Linked DNA regions of Mus musculus: region 1 is linked to region 2. Evidence: chromatin contacts called from ENCODE Hi-C or POLR2A ChIA-PET data. All regions are on one chromosome and are shown on one strand. The core of a region is the stretch at or near the end of the contact, and the rest is flanking DNA. Distances in the headings are between cores, read along the strand shown.

The links. A loop is a pair of places that touch in the nucleus more often than their neighbours do. ChIA-PET counts read pairs that join two places held with the same protein, here RNA polymerase II (POLR2A).
Region 1: a map of T-helper 1 cell shows a loop between it and region 2 (6-fold over the local background). The contact joins the enhancer-like site here to the promoter of Rabl3 in region 2. A Hi-C loop is called at or near these places in 1 of 37 maps with a recorded cell type or tissue (T-helper 1 cell). POLR2A ChIA-PET finds 5 or more read pairs at or near these places in 3 of 5 experiments (Patski and embryonic stem cell).

Annotation. Positions count from the first base shown.
Region 1 is chr16:38,092,138-38,098,779 of GRCm38, forward strand. All of the region lies in intron 1 of Gsk3b (glycogen synthase kinase 3 beta), which reads left to right. Among named protein-coding and RNA genes, the nearest start is that of BC031361, 6.2 kb to the left of the region's middle. Within about 2 kb of position 4,371, at least 1 of the 3 ENCODE cell types and tissues checked has a DNase peak (open chromatin) inside an H3K27ac peak, as active enhancers do.
Region 2 is chr16:37,536,448-37,543,446 of GRCm38, forward strand. It overlaps Rabl3 (RAB, member RAS oncogene family-like 3), which reads left to right and starts at 3,447. Exons shown (of 8, transcript NM_001042499.1): 1 at 3,447-3,513; 2 at 5,400-5,491. The coding sequence starts at 3,468. Gtf2e1 (general transcription factor II E, polypeptide 1 (alpha subunit)) reads right to left here and starts at 3,342. Exons shown (of 5, transcript NM_028812.4): 1 at 3,206-3,342.

The DNA.
Region 1 (6,642 bases), core at 3,121-5,620, 560 kb after region 2:
ATTATCAGTTATGATGAAGTAGACTTCATGGTAACTACTGAAGAACCTTTCATGGTACTTAAGTATTTGTGTGTTGTATGCTTTGGCTAGTTAAAAAAAAAAACCTGCTCAGTCCATTTTAGACCATTTATTTATTAGGTTTATTTCAGAGATCTGTAATGCTAGAATAAATACCAAAATTGGGGACTTTTCATATTGTTTCCAGGATTTTCTTTGAAAACAACTTATTCTTGATAGAGGTTCTTTAGGATGGAGGAGCTGTGAGAGGACTACAGCTTAAAGTGTTTTAATTTTAAACATTAAAAAAATTAGAGTTTAATGTTAATTATTACTATTTTTAAAAAAATAACCTTGACATTAAGGGCACGTAGATGAAAGAGGCATTTGTTAGGTGCTGGTATTCTGAAAGGCACATATGACATCCTATATAGTCCCTGTTCCCAGAACCTCTGATATAAAGGCAGACATTCAGGAAAAGGTGAAGACAATAGCCTGATAACTATAAAACGCCAAGTGAACCATTTGTTCAGAGGGACAAAGGAAAAAGGAAGGGGTGGTGAGAAAGGAGCAGGAAGATTTCTACAGAGGTGCTTCTTAAAACAGGTGCTAGCTAAGCCCAGGAGCCAATGGAGAAGCATGCCGTGCACTGGGTGGAAGGAGGCAAGCCTAGCCACAGTCTGTTCTGTACGGGAGGCGGAGGGCAAGTTGGTATACCTCAGTTCCAGGGGCCTAAATAGAACAAGGGCATGGGAGTGCAGACTGGAAAGTTAGTTAATCAAGAGCAGAGGAGGCCTGTAAAGATTTGGGTGGGGATCTAAGAGCTATCTGCACTGTGGATTGCTGAACAAGACATTGTGAGGGGATTTATAGCTGAGTGGAGAGACATTAAAAGCCTTTTGACTGTAGTAGACTATGTTATAGATCACAATGTAAATGTGAACATGGGATGAAAGGAAGAGATTTGAAGACTTAGGAGGGGAAAACTGGCAGGGCTTTGGATTGGAGCGAGGAGAATATTTGTGGAGTCAGGAGTTAAAAATAAAGTCTGAGGTTATTGGTCTGGAAGACTTGACCGCTGAGTTACATTGTTCATTGTAATGGGAAATTGAGAAAATGCTGAGATGAGCGGGTGGATGGATGAGTTCAGGTTTTAAAAATGACATACAGTAAGTATCCTTGAGATTGAGCAAACAGCTGTTAGTTACTGGCAGAAACTTAACTTTCTACTCTGTTAATTTCTAATCCTCACCTAGAAATGTCAGGTTGTATTTGAGGGCAGTAACTAGAGGTTATACTTAAATATGGTTTTTGTTTTGTTTTGAGACAGTGTTTCTCTCTGTGTAGCCCTGGCAGTTCTGGTTCTCACTTGCTATGCAGACTTGCCTGGCCTTGAACTAACAGAGACCGGCTTGCTTCTGTCTCCCAAATGCTGGGATTAAAGGTGTCTTCCACCACTATTTGGCATTTTATATAGTCTTTGGGTCATTCTTAAATATATATATATATATTTATTTATTTTTACAAGTAATGATTCTTAGGTAAAATTTGCCTGTAAAATAACACTTTTATTTTTCCCCGAGACAGGGTTTCTTTGTATAGTACTGGCTGTCCTGGAACTCACTCTGTAGACCAGGCTGGCCTCGGAACTCAGAAATCCACCTGCCTCTGCCTCCCGGCGTGCTGGGATTAAAGGCGTGCACCACCACTGCCAGGCTAATAATGATACTCTTAATATTTAATTAAAAATTGATTGTAACATTTTTCTGGTTGAGGCATTTATCCCAAGATAAAATAAGTATATTTTGAATGCTTTTTACTTTACTTTATTTTTACTTTATGTGTACTAGTGTGTTACCTATGTGTATGTCTGTGTGAAGGTGCTGGAAACTGGAGTTACAGACAGCTGTGAACTGTCATGTGGGTGCTGGGAATTGAACTCTGTCCTCTGGAAGAGCAACCAGTGCTCTTAACCTCTGAGCCATCTCTCCAGCCCCTCAAATACTTTTTCCTTGCTGTGATGAAATCAGTTTTTTTTTTCACATCCAGATTTATGACGATTAAATGAATATCAGCATACACACAGATTCTACTGTAGAATAACACCTTTTACTCAAAATTGAGAAAGTATATGCTAATTTTGGCTAACATTTTGTCAAATGCATTTGGTGAGGCTGGGCAGTGGTGGCACATGGCTTTGATCAGGACTCTGGAGGCAGAGACACTTGGATCTCTGTAAGTTTGTGGTGAGTTCCAGGACAGCCATGGCTATACAGGGAAACTGTTTCAAAAAAAAAAAAAGAAGGCTTATGTATGGTGAACTCTTGGAAGACAACTTGGCTAGTTGCCCAGGTACAATGCTTGTATACAAGGTATGGAAAGAGGAAAATACTATACTTGAGTTGTTTCATCATATACATTTTTTTTTTTTTGATTAACATTTTTATTAGCAGCTGTGTGGAATGGCACAGGCCTTTAATCCCAGCACTGAGGAGGCAGGCTGGTCACTGAGTTCAAGGCCTGGTCTACATAGCAAGTGAGTTCCAGACCAGCCAGGACTGCATAGAGAGATCCTATCTCAAAACAGCAACAACAAAAAAAATCATTACCGGAAATAGACCAATTTATAGTTGCATAGTATTCTGCGGTATCAAATTACACTGTCTTATAATCAAAGACTAGTTTGCAGTTTGGAGGTGCCCTAGTTTCCAAGGAAGGTTCATTTCCTTGTGGTATGTAAGAAATAGTTTATTAGGAACTAGCTAATTTCTATTTTCCTTTCCTTTTTTTTTTTTTTTTTCTTTTAAAAAGACAGGGTTTCCCTGTGTAGCTCTAGCTGTCCAGGAACTAGCTTTGGAGAGACAGAAATCTGTCTTCCTCTGCCTCCCAAGGGCTAGGACTAAAGTGTGCCCTACCACACCCATCTCACTAGCTAATTTCTTGATTTTCCTATTTAATGGAGAGAAAAACAAGTTGTTCATGTGTGTGAGATTGAAAACCAGGGCCATGCTTTTCACTCCTGTCAGCTAAACTGACTCACAGTTGTTAAAGGCTTAAGATATTTAAGCAAGCTTTGCACAGACTGTTGTTGCATACACCTTGAGGATGCTAATTGTCAAGTGATAAGCACTATTTCAAAACTTTAAAGGGACCTAGAGATTGAGCAGTTTACTATGGCTGTCTGGGAACTGCATTTAGAAAATGAGGTGTCTGCTCATATTTCCACCCCTTCAGATGAGACTTGCATCCGGTTTCATCAGTCTCTTATACTGGACTTGAATTGCAGGCATGAGGTTTTGTTTGGGGCTGACAAATCTGGGAAAGCCCAAGTTATTAAATACTAGCAGTATACTATGTTACGGGGAAACTATTTTTTAAAATATTTATTCAGTATATATGAGTGTTCTGTTTTCAGACACACCAGACAAGGGAATTGGATCCCATTACAGAGGGTTGTGAGCCACCAAGTAGGTGCTGGATTTGAACTGTGGACCTCTGGAAGAGCAGTCAGTGCTCTTCACCACAGAGCCATGGCTCCAGGCCCAGAAAACTTTGTGTGAGCTTTGTGCATAGAGAAGGCTAAGGAATATGCTGACCCCGAGTGCCACAGTTCCTTCTTTTCTGTTTCTGTTTTTATCTTATACTTTCCATTAAAATGTTTACACTTGTTAATTTGGTGTCTGTGTCTGTGCGTGTGGAGGTCGGAGGAATTAGCTCTCCCCTTCCAGTATATGTGGAGGTCGGAGGAATTAGCTCTCCCCTTCCAGTATATGGTGCTAAGGCTTGAACGCAGGTCATCAGGTTTGGGGCTAGGGCTTTTAGCAGCAACTGAAGCTATCTTTGATTTTTAGGATTTTAAAAGAAGGCTTAGGGGCTTGAGGGGCAGGGATGAGGACAGGCAGGATGTGAGGAGACAGTGTCCTCAGTGTGAGTGGGGAGCAGAGTGCATGGGCGGGGCAGCATTAAGGCCTCCCAGGACAGGACCAACCTGATTACCCAGGCACTGCTGCACAGAGAACATAGTCACTCAGAAATGAAGTTGTTGGAACAGTTAGCATCATCTTCTGCCTGATCTTTCAGGGATGCTCTACTGGTGGTAAAAACCATATGTAATTTGAAGAAGAAAAGGAGTTTCATGGTACAAGAATCTCGGTGTGGACGTTGCAATCTTGGTATCTAACTTTGGTTATATAAATATTTTTTGATTATCACAAAACTTGCCTTTGAAACTTTTGAATATGATGTGGGTAAAAGCTCCTGTGCATAGCAGAGCAAGTGACAGTTGACGGAGGAACATTTTCTTGAAATGACCTTACAGTTACGTTTACAGAGCAGGGCAGTTGGCATGGTTCGGCAGGTGACGGCCTCAGTGATGGCCTCAGTTCAAGCCCAGGATGAGGGGCTGGGAATTCAAGCCGGCTACTGTGTCCAACTCTTAAAGGATGCCCAAGCCCTTCAGAGGATAACTTAGCAATGACTCTGTGACTTTTCACCATCGTGGTTTTGAAATTAGTTTCAGGTATGCCTATTAGTAAATACATATATACTTATAGTTTCTTGAAAAAAATAGGATTTACGCCAGAACAAAAGGGAAAATAATATGTGGCTTTCTTTTGTAATTATTTAATGTTGTCAGCACTGATTTCTTTGGGAGAGTATTGGCAGTCTGCAAATAAATCTGCTTTTGCTCTGTATTTATAATATAAATATAATATCAGATTCTTTGGAATCTGACCCTTCTAGAATTGGTTAGTGATTGACAAACTAAGCCAAAAAATCAGATTAAAAACTGTGGGCAATTAATAAACTGACAAATTGGATATGTTGCTGTTAGACCTGGCATCAGGCTGACAGATCCGTAGCTTTGTGTCCTGGTTTGTAGGAATCTCAAAGCTTTTTTTTTGGTTTGTTTTTTTTTTTTTTGAGACAGGGTTTCTCTGTGTAGTCCTTGCTGTCCTGGAACTCACTCTGTAGACCAGGCTGGCCTTGAACTCAGACATCTACCTGCCTCTGCCTCCCGAGGTGGGGATTAAAGGTGTGCGCCACCACCGCCCGGCTCAAGGCCTTTTTTAAGAGTTATTATTTAACACTTTCTAGTCTGTTTTTTCAACTTTTACCTGCAGATCCATTTTGCTGGCCCTCATTTAAGTGATTTTATCTTTTTTTTTTTTTTTTTTGTTCTGTCTTTTAAAATGTTATGACTAGCTGTGTAGAGAGAGTAATTGTATGAAATCCTGGTCTGTGCCAGGAGAATTGAAAAGGTGGGTATCCTAATTGTGGGTATCTTTGGTTTGAATGTCTGAGGAATTTGTCTGATCTTCACAAAGGCCAAGTCTCTCTTTGCATGTGACATTCTCTGCTTCCCCTCTTCTATAAAATCAGGTAATGTCTTTGAGCGTCCCCGTTTCCTTCTGGGCATTTTGAAGAGACAGAGTTGAGACAAATACATTTATTTGGTCATCTGCCTTCCAAGACTTGTCAGGTGCAGCCTTAACCGGGACTGCTGTTCTCGCTAGTAGTCTTTGTCCCTTATTGATTAGTATAATTTTAGTTGATCTTTAAAAATAACATGAGAGCAAGCCCTGTGATCCCAGCTGCTCAGAGACTGAGGCAGGATAGCAAGTCCAAGGGCTGCTTGGGCGGCTGACATTCTGTCAGAGTACATAAAGAGCGCTGGGGATAACACTCAGCTGTGGGGTGTTTGTCTAGCGTGTGTGAGACCGTGGTTCATTCTCCAGGACGAGGAGGAGTAAATTCAAGGCAAATATAAAGCAGAATGAAATTGACATTGGATATTGTTTCTGCCTTCTCATAGTAGAGATCACTGTCGTGTCCATCTACCTTTTGCTATAATATAATTAAACTATTATTTTTAGTCAAACTATTAAATCATTCCCACTGTCTAGACATTGAACAGTAAGTAGTCAGAGCCGAAACAAGTTGTGAAAATGCGCACACTTCCTTTTGAGAAGAGCTGTGTTGGAATATAATTCATATATCATAATGTTTATCCACTGAACATTTATTTAGTTGTTATTAGTATTTTCATAGAGTTGTGTGGCCATCACCATGACTTAATTTTAGGGTATTTTTCTCAACACCCTCCTCCACACACAAAGAATCCTTGGGTCCATTCCTAGTCTCTTTTTATCATCTATTGCTAGCTATAGGTAAGCATTACTCTGTGGATCTCTAGTCTAGATTTTATATACATGGATCTATAGTATGCTCTTTTCTCCCCCTCTCTTACTTTGTTTTGGTTTTTGAACCAGGGTCTCACTGTCTATTCCTTGCTGTCTTGGAACCTGTTGTGTAGACTAGGTTGACCTCAAACTCGACGTCTGCCCGTCTCTGTCCTCTTGAGTGGGATTACAGGCATGCATCACTATGTCTGTCCTGGCTTTTTGTGACAGGGTCACACTCTGAAATCCAGGGTGTGCTGGAACCTGGGATCTTCATGCCTTTGCTTCCCCAGTGTCTGACAGGCTGAAATTGCAGACGTGCTGTGTTACCACATCTGTCACTGCCTTTCCTTTATGACTAGCTTCTTTTCCTTGACACATCTTACAGTCTTCCACGCTAAAGCATGTACGATAAAAAGGCCTCCTTCCTTTATGTTGCTGGGTAATAATTTCATTAAATGGA
Region 2 (6,999 bases), core at 2,197-4,696:
ATATATCAGCCCCACTTTATTTCACAAAGAGAAACAAAGAAAGCTCTGGGAGTGCTCACAGTTCTTAATGGCATGTTCTCTAAAAATGGCTGGGAATCCAGAGGGTCCTAGCAATTACCCTAGATTTCATTTCTCTTCAGTAAAACTTTCCTGCTAAGATTCAAGAATGTTTTACATAGTCACAACTTTCACAATGATCTCACACACCACACACACACACACACACACACACACACACACAAATACCTAAGTAACTGCCAGCCAGGGGGGGTGTTGACAAAATTAAGGACTGCAATAATTGAAAGAAATTAATGCTAAGCTCAAAGTGCATTACCAACTTTTAAGTCCTATCTGATCATTAAGTAAGCACCTTTTATATTTTAAAAAATGGAGGGAGATGAAGTAAGACACCCTTAAATAGTGGGTCCCTTGAAGAGCAGAGCAGAAGCTGACTGCATATAAGGTCCAGGCCACAGGCCTGAGTTGTCCTCTCAAGTCTCTCACGCGGCACAGCACCTGGACCCCAGTCAGACGAGCTGTTTGTGTGCTGTAGGAGCCTGAAAAGTCCTTAAGTTCAAGCTACGCTTTACTCCAAAGGAAACGTGGTGCTTGTGATTAGTGAAAATGTTCAGTGGGGGCCTAAAAGGACTTATTAGCTAGGCTAGCTTTCATGTAACTTCAGTATGATCCATACTGAAACTAGCCAGCCTATTCACGCTGACTATACTTCAGATTTCTGTAAGATATAGGAAACTTTTAATAGACATCCCCCTGAACTATTTCTAAGAAGTTATATTGTCATTAATATCAGTTTCAACTGAACTTTTAATTTGAACTCTGAAGTAGCCAACCCTATCAGATGTAATGCTTCATTCTGTAAGAAATGTTGTAATATCTGCAATATATCCTAAATAATCAGTGTACACAAGTATGTTATAAGGTCATATCTATAATAAAGGAAAAATAGAAAGAAAGTTAGTTACAACATATACTTTAAACAACACCAGGCAGAGCACTGTAGATACAGCACTGTAGTACTGAACATACACAGAGAAAACAAGGCAACACCTGGACTTACTAGTCTAAACCTGGCAACCCCAAAGCCTTTGTCACCCTAGATATTTAAATAGGTCTGGGTTCACTGCCACCTCAGAATCCCAAGCACAGTACCAGATACATTTTGGTCGCTTTTCCAATTTCACCTACACAGTGTACTAAGAACCACATTTTGCTTTCTGCATGCTCAGCAGCTGACAGAATAGGACATAATGGCCTCAGAAACACGCAAAATGCCTAAGGACAGATGGACGCCAGCACAGCCTATTGTTTTCTGACTTCCTTTCCATTGCTTTGCTCTCCTCTGTCCCACCTCAGACACTGTATGCTCCAGACCATTGGTTCTCAACCCTGACTGTAAAGCAATCACCTAGGCAACATTTTTAAGTCTACTAACACTGGGCCCCATTTCCAAGAGTTCTGTTTCAGTTACTATAGAAGGGCCAGATTAGGAACGCAGCTACTTTTAAAATGCCTTTAGATTACTCTAATGTGCAACAAGTCCCTGATCATTGCTCTAATCTGTCCCATGGCCATGACCATTTTGTATCCTTCAAATGAACATCCTGCATGGAGAGGACTAGTACTTGCTGTTCAGCCTGTTTCCTCTGTCTGATACTCCTCTGGGTGTCCTGAAAATCAGTACAAAGGGACGTTATCAATACTCTTCCAGCCAATAGTTTGAAGCTTGGAAATCCCAGGTCAGCTTCTTAGTGTTAGCCCCAGAAAATCCACAGCCTTCATTTCTTCACATATAAAATAATTAAAGAGCCTTTCTCACACAGGGCTTTGCTCCTTCCCCACATCCCCAATTAAGATAAATCAAGAGTATTCAATCTCTGGGCTTCTTAAAGCTCCTTAAATCAAGTTCTAAAACTGACAGCCCATACAGAACGTTTTCAACAACTTTATGAATTGGTTGTCGACATTTAAAAATCTTGGGTGCCTATAAATCCCAACTGCCTACTCCTCTTGCAGATTGGAAGTAAATGGCCAAAGTCAGACCATGTTCCTATATTAGCTAGTCTCTATGGCAGGTGACACTTAAGTAACTTCTCTGTCTGTGGAGGCTTCTTGGTGTGGTAGCTAGTGGTCTTCATTTATCTTCTTCTCTTCACAGTAATCAGGCATCTCATCTCCCAACGTCACCTTACCCAGTCCAGACCTAGATTCTAGTTGTAAAAACTTTTAAGGACCACTGTGCCCCTGGTGTGGAACTGGGAGAATCAAAAGTTCAAACCACTCTGCTTTTTTAGCAAAGTCATCCTCATATCCACCCTCAGTCCTCAAAGCTAAGCCCAAACCTTTCTCCTACTGTAGTTAGGCTTTGGGTAATGTTTCCTGGCCTTCTCAAATCCCCAACAGTGGCATCCAACACTCTCCCTCGCATTTCCTCAGAATTTGTACAGTTTCTACTTCGAAGGCCTCTTGTTCATTAATGCTAGCGCCTAGCATATTCTACTGAGATACCTGAACTTTCAATACATCCTCTGGGCACGTGTTCTTGTAGCATATCCATCCTGCCAGCTTCCACACAAATCACTTGTTTCACACCTGCATCCCAATAATGAGCGCTATAAGCCATCTTTTTTTTTTCTTTTTAAATTTAACTTGTAATTGCTTTAAGCAAGGAGCTACTACATTAAACTTGTGATTTTTGAAAAAACTATGCTGGATGAAAAGGGATTTAAAAAAAAAACACAAAGTGGGTGCAGGAAGCCCTTTTAGTTAGACTATTTTTAAATACTACTTCCCAAGTTCTAGAAGAACGTGGATCCTACAGAGCCTCTACAGTTTTCTGTTACTGTATTTTACGAACTCTCCATTCCTTCGTCCTACGACGGAGACAGCTCCGGACCGAGGTGCCCTCCACCAGCTGTGTTCAGACATGTCCAGACCCCGAGACCCCACAGTCCCTCAGACGCGCCCAGGGGCTTCCCGGGCCACACTCGACGCCGCCAAGCCCGTCCTACCCGAGGTCGCACATGGGCCGCTCCGGGGCAATGGTTCTTTAGAAGACTAAGAAGAGGACCAAAGCAAGAGGTGGCCGAGGAGAGGGGACTAGACAAGGAAGGGGACGGATAGAAGAAACCATGAAATGCCACGCCAGGTCAGAAACCGGGAACAAGGACGGGAGAATGAGGTTTACCCAAGTGGATGCTCGAACACTCCCACTACAGCCGCCCTCAGCACCTCAACTACCGGCTTCAGCCAGCCCACGCCACTTGCGAGACAAGGACGAACGCCTAATTCCTGCGACCGGTTTGGAAACCGCCCGCTAATCCGCACCCCGAAGCTTTCGATCAGTCACGCTCTGACCGACCAATGAGATGATTTGCCCTGCCCACAAGCCCTGCGCTGATTGGTGAGAATCCAGGAACGGGCGTCAACCTCAAGGAAATCGTGGCAAGATGGCGTCCCTGGATCGGGTGAAGGTTCTGGTGTTGGGAGACTCAGGTGAGCCGCTTAACCCACGTCTGGGACTACCAACACGCCCGAGCTTCCCGACACCGCTCTCTCTTCGCTGTTTACCCCCCCAGCTGCCTAGCGCTTAGGTCGACAGCTGAAATTCCTTTCAAGACCTTAAAACTACACTTCCCAGAGGACTTTGCTCCTTTTGTCGACGTGGTGGCGTGGCGGGAGGTGGGGGGCGCGGAGTCTATGGGTGGAAAAGGGACTAGTTCCACTCACTATCACTCCTAGTGACCCTCTAGGAAAATTTTTGCTTCCTGTCCCCACAACCCTAGGTTCTGCTGGCCTAGAAGTTTTGGTTCCAGAGAGGGGAGAGCTCCTACCAGGAGCCACAAAAAACATTCCAGTTCTTCCACTGCAAGCTTTGTTGCTGGGGAGTGGGTGTGGGGTAAGACATGGTCTCACTAAGTAGTCCTGACTAACGTAGAACTAGCTATGTATATCAGGCTAGTCTAAAACTCACTATATAAACAAGGCAGGCCTAAAATGAAGAGATACACCTGCCTCTGCCACTGTATTAGTCAGGGTCCTCTAGAGTCACAGAACTTATGGGTAGTTTCTTATAGTAAGGGAATTTGTTGATGACCTACGGTCTGTAGCCCAACTCCCCAACAATGGTCAGCAGCAGCTGTGAATGGAAGTCCAAGGATCTAGCAGTTGCTCAGTCCCACAAGGCAAGCAAACGAAGAAGAATCTTCCTCCTTCCAATGTCCTTAAGTAGGTCTCCAGCAGAAGGTGTAGCCCAGATTAAAGGTGTAGGCCTCCCTGCCTGGTGCTGGGACTTGCTTTGTCCCAGATGACCTTGAACTCAGAGATCTCCTTGTCTTAGTCTCCTGGGATTCATAGCCACTATGCCTCAAGATCCAGGTCAGAAACTTGAATCTCCCAGCCACGAGATCAGGATCACAGTGAGCCCTCCAATTCTGGATTGTAGTTCATTCCAGATATAGTCCAGCTGACAACCAAGAATAGCCACTACAGCCGCCGACCTTCTTTAAGACAAGCTCTCCCCTTGGCCTGGAGCCCCTAGGCTAAGGCTGTCAGGCCAACAAACATCAGGGATTGCCTCTCTCTGCCTCCCCAGCACTGACATTAGAGACGTGTGCCTCTTTGCCTGGCTGCTGTGTGTCAGTTCTGTGAACACAACTCGGGTTCTCATGCTTGTAGGGCAAGCACTGAGCCCCATGCGGTTCTTTTGTTTGTTTTTAAGTACACTTTGTATATGATCACAATAACAACATGGTATAATAGAGAAAGTCATATGGCTGGCAATAGTGCTCTAAGGTGATGTTGTTGTTTGGTTTTTTTTTTTTTATACTTTCTCAGTTTTTGGTAATAGAGTTTTTATAATAAAAAGTAAATATTAATGATAGGTCTATATATAACATTGCACAACAAAGAGATTTCCCAAGTGTTTGATACAATTAACAACAGCCAGGTAAATGAATGAGTGACTCCACACCCGCAAATAAAAGACTCATAGCCATGAAAATAGAAGACTCATCTCTTTCCTCTCCACCTAGCTCTTGAAGAGGTGCCCTTTAGTGTTAATGAAAAGATTGCCTGAGCCCAATAGATCTAAAAGGGGGTGAAGCATTGCTTCAAAATTAATAGGCATGATGAAGGAAAGCAAGTGGAATTACCATCATCGTCATTCAGAGGATAAGTCTGGGACCATGTGGTTAGCTGCTTTTTTCAGACCTACATGTAGGCACCAAAGTCCTTTGAGTATGGTAGCATGGCATCATGGATCCTGTCACGGGAGGTATTCAAACAATTTGTTAGATGTTCCCTGGCTTGGAAGAGGTGGTATAAATGTCCCATTTAGGGTTCCATGTTCAGCTGACTAAAGAGACCTTGTATCTTTACAGGTGTTGGGAAATCTTCACTCGTCCATCTTCTGTGCCACAATCAAGTGTTAGGAAATCCGTCATGGACTGTGGGCTGCTCGGTGGATATCAGAGTGCGTGTTCTTGTTTAGTTTTTCCTTAGTCATACTAAGCATAAGTCCTTCAGATCCCGTGATTAATTTATAGGACTTAATTAAAATTAACACTAATAACTGGGATTGATTTAGCTCCCACTGTGTGTCAGTACTGTCATTCCTTGTTTCATCTTTCTTAAACTGTGAAATACAAACACAGAAACTCAGTCATAGAGGAGTAAATAACAACCAAATTCATTCAACTCGTGAGAAGCGAAAGTAACACGTGAGCCCAGTTGTCTGTTTGCACAGGCTTTTATTTTAAACACTAGATTTGGAGTGATAATGTTAATATCCTCCATAAATAATAAAGTTAGTATCTTCCATAAATAGTTCTGCCTAAAGCTGTAACTCTAAGACTGCAAATTTGGGCCTAGTCATACCATGTAAAGGAAAAAACTTCCAGAGCCTTGAGTAGACTGTCTGTTCTGTGTCACAGTTAGGTACTCGATAGAGTTTCCACTAAATTAAGTCATAATGTTTAATTCTGGGCAAGTCTGTCATCTGTTGGCACGTTTTCTTACCACTGAATTAAGAACAAGTACAGGGCCTTGTTAGAACAACTCACCAGGTCAACACCCTTGCTGTTGAGGCTAAGGACCCAAGTTCAGTTCCTACCGATTCACATGGTGGAAACAAGAACCAACTCCAGCAAGCTGTCCTCTGGCTTTCATATGTATGCCCTGGCACGTGCACTCCCACAAACACACACACAGTAAACAAAGGAAATGGGGACAAATTAAGAAGTGATAGTGATATTACCAGCTGTTTTCCTCTGTCCTTTGATGCTGTGTGGTGTAGGCTCTGATATACTGATTAAAATTTTTCTATTCAATTAGTTATTATTCCCTCTTAAGGGAATTTCTTTTCTCCAGCTGCTTTTAAGAGATTGTGTGTGTGTGTGTGTGTGTGTGTGTGTGTGTGTGTGTGTGTGTACTGTTTTGCCGTAATGCTAACCTAACCTATGTCTTGGTCTACCTCAGTCTTCTACTCAGAAGTCCTGCTCAGGATGCCCTCTCCTCTGTCTGTCTGTCTGTCTGTCTTCATTCCCTCCACCCATTCCTATTGATTTTCTAGTGGATTTGTTGTTTTTAACTTTGAACTCCATCCTCATATATCCTTTTTTTTCTTCATTTTTCTCACTGCCTTCTGCAATATGCATTTATACCTGCCTTCCAGTTGACTAAACATCTCTCAACTGTGCTTAATATGTTAATATATAGACTCTGTTTTTCAAATAATATACATTAAATTCAGTAACAACTTTTTTATCAGTATTCAAGTTTTTCAAAATCTTATTTTTCATTGTGGATTTCATTTTTAATTAATGTGTTTTTCACAGTCATTTTGTAGTTTCTTTTAGATTATAGTTTGTTTTTTGAGGATAAACATCCTATTTGTTATATAAGTTATTCTACTTTATATAGAAGTACATCTTGTATGATTTGTAATTCTTGGAAAATGTTCTATCCTTTATAGATTTTTTT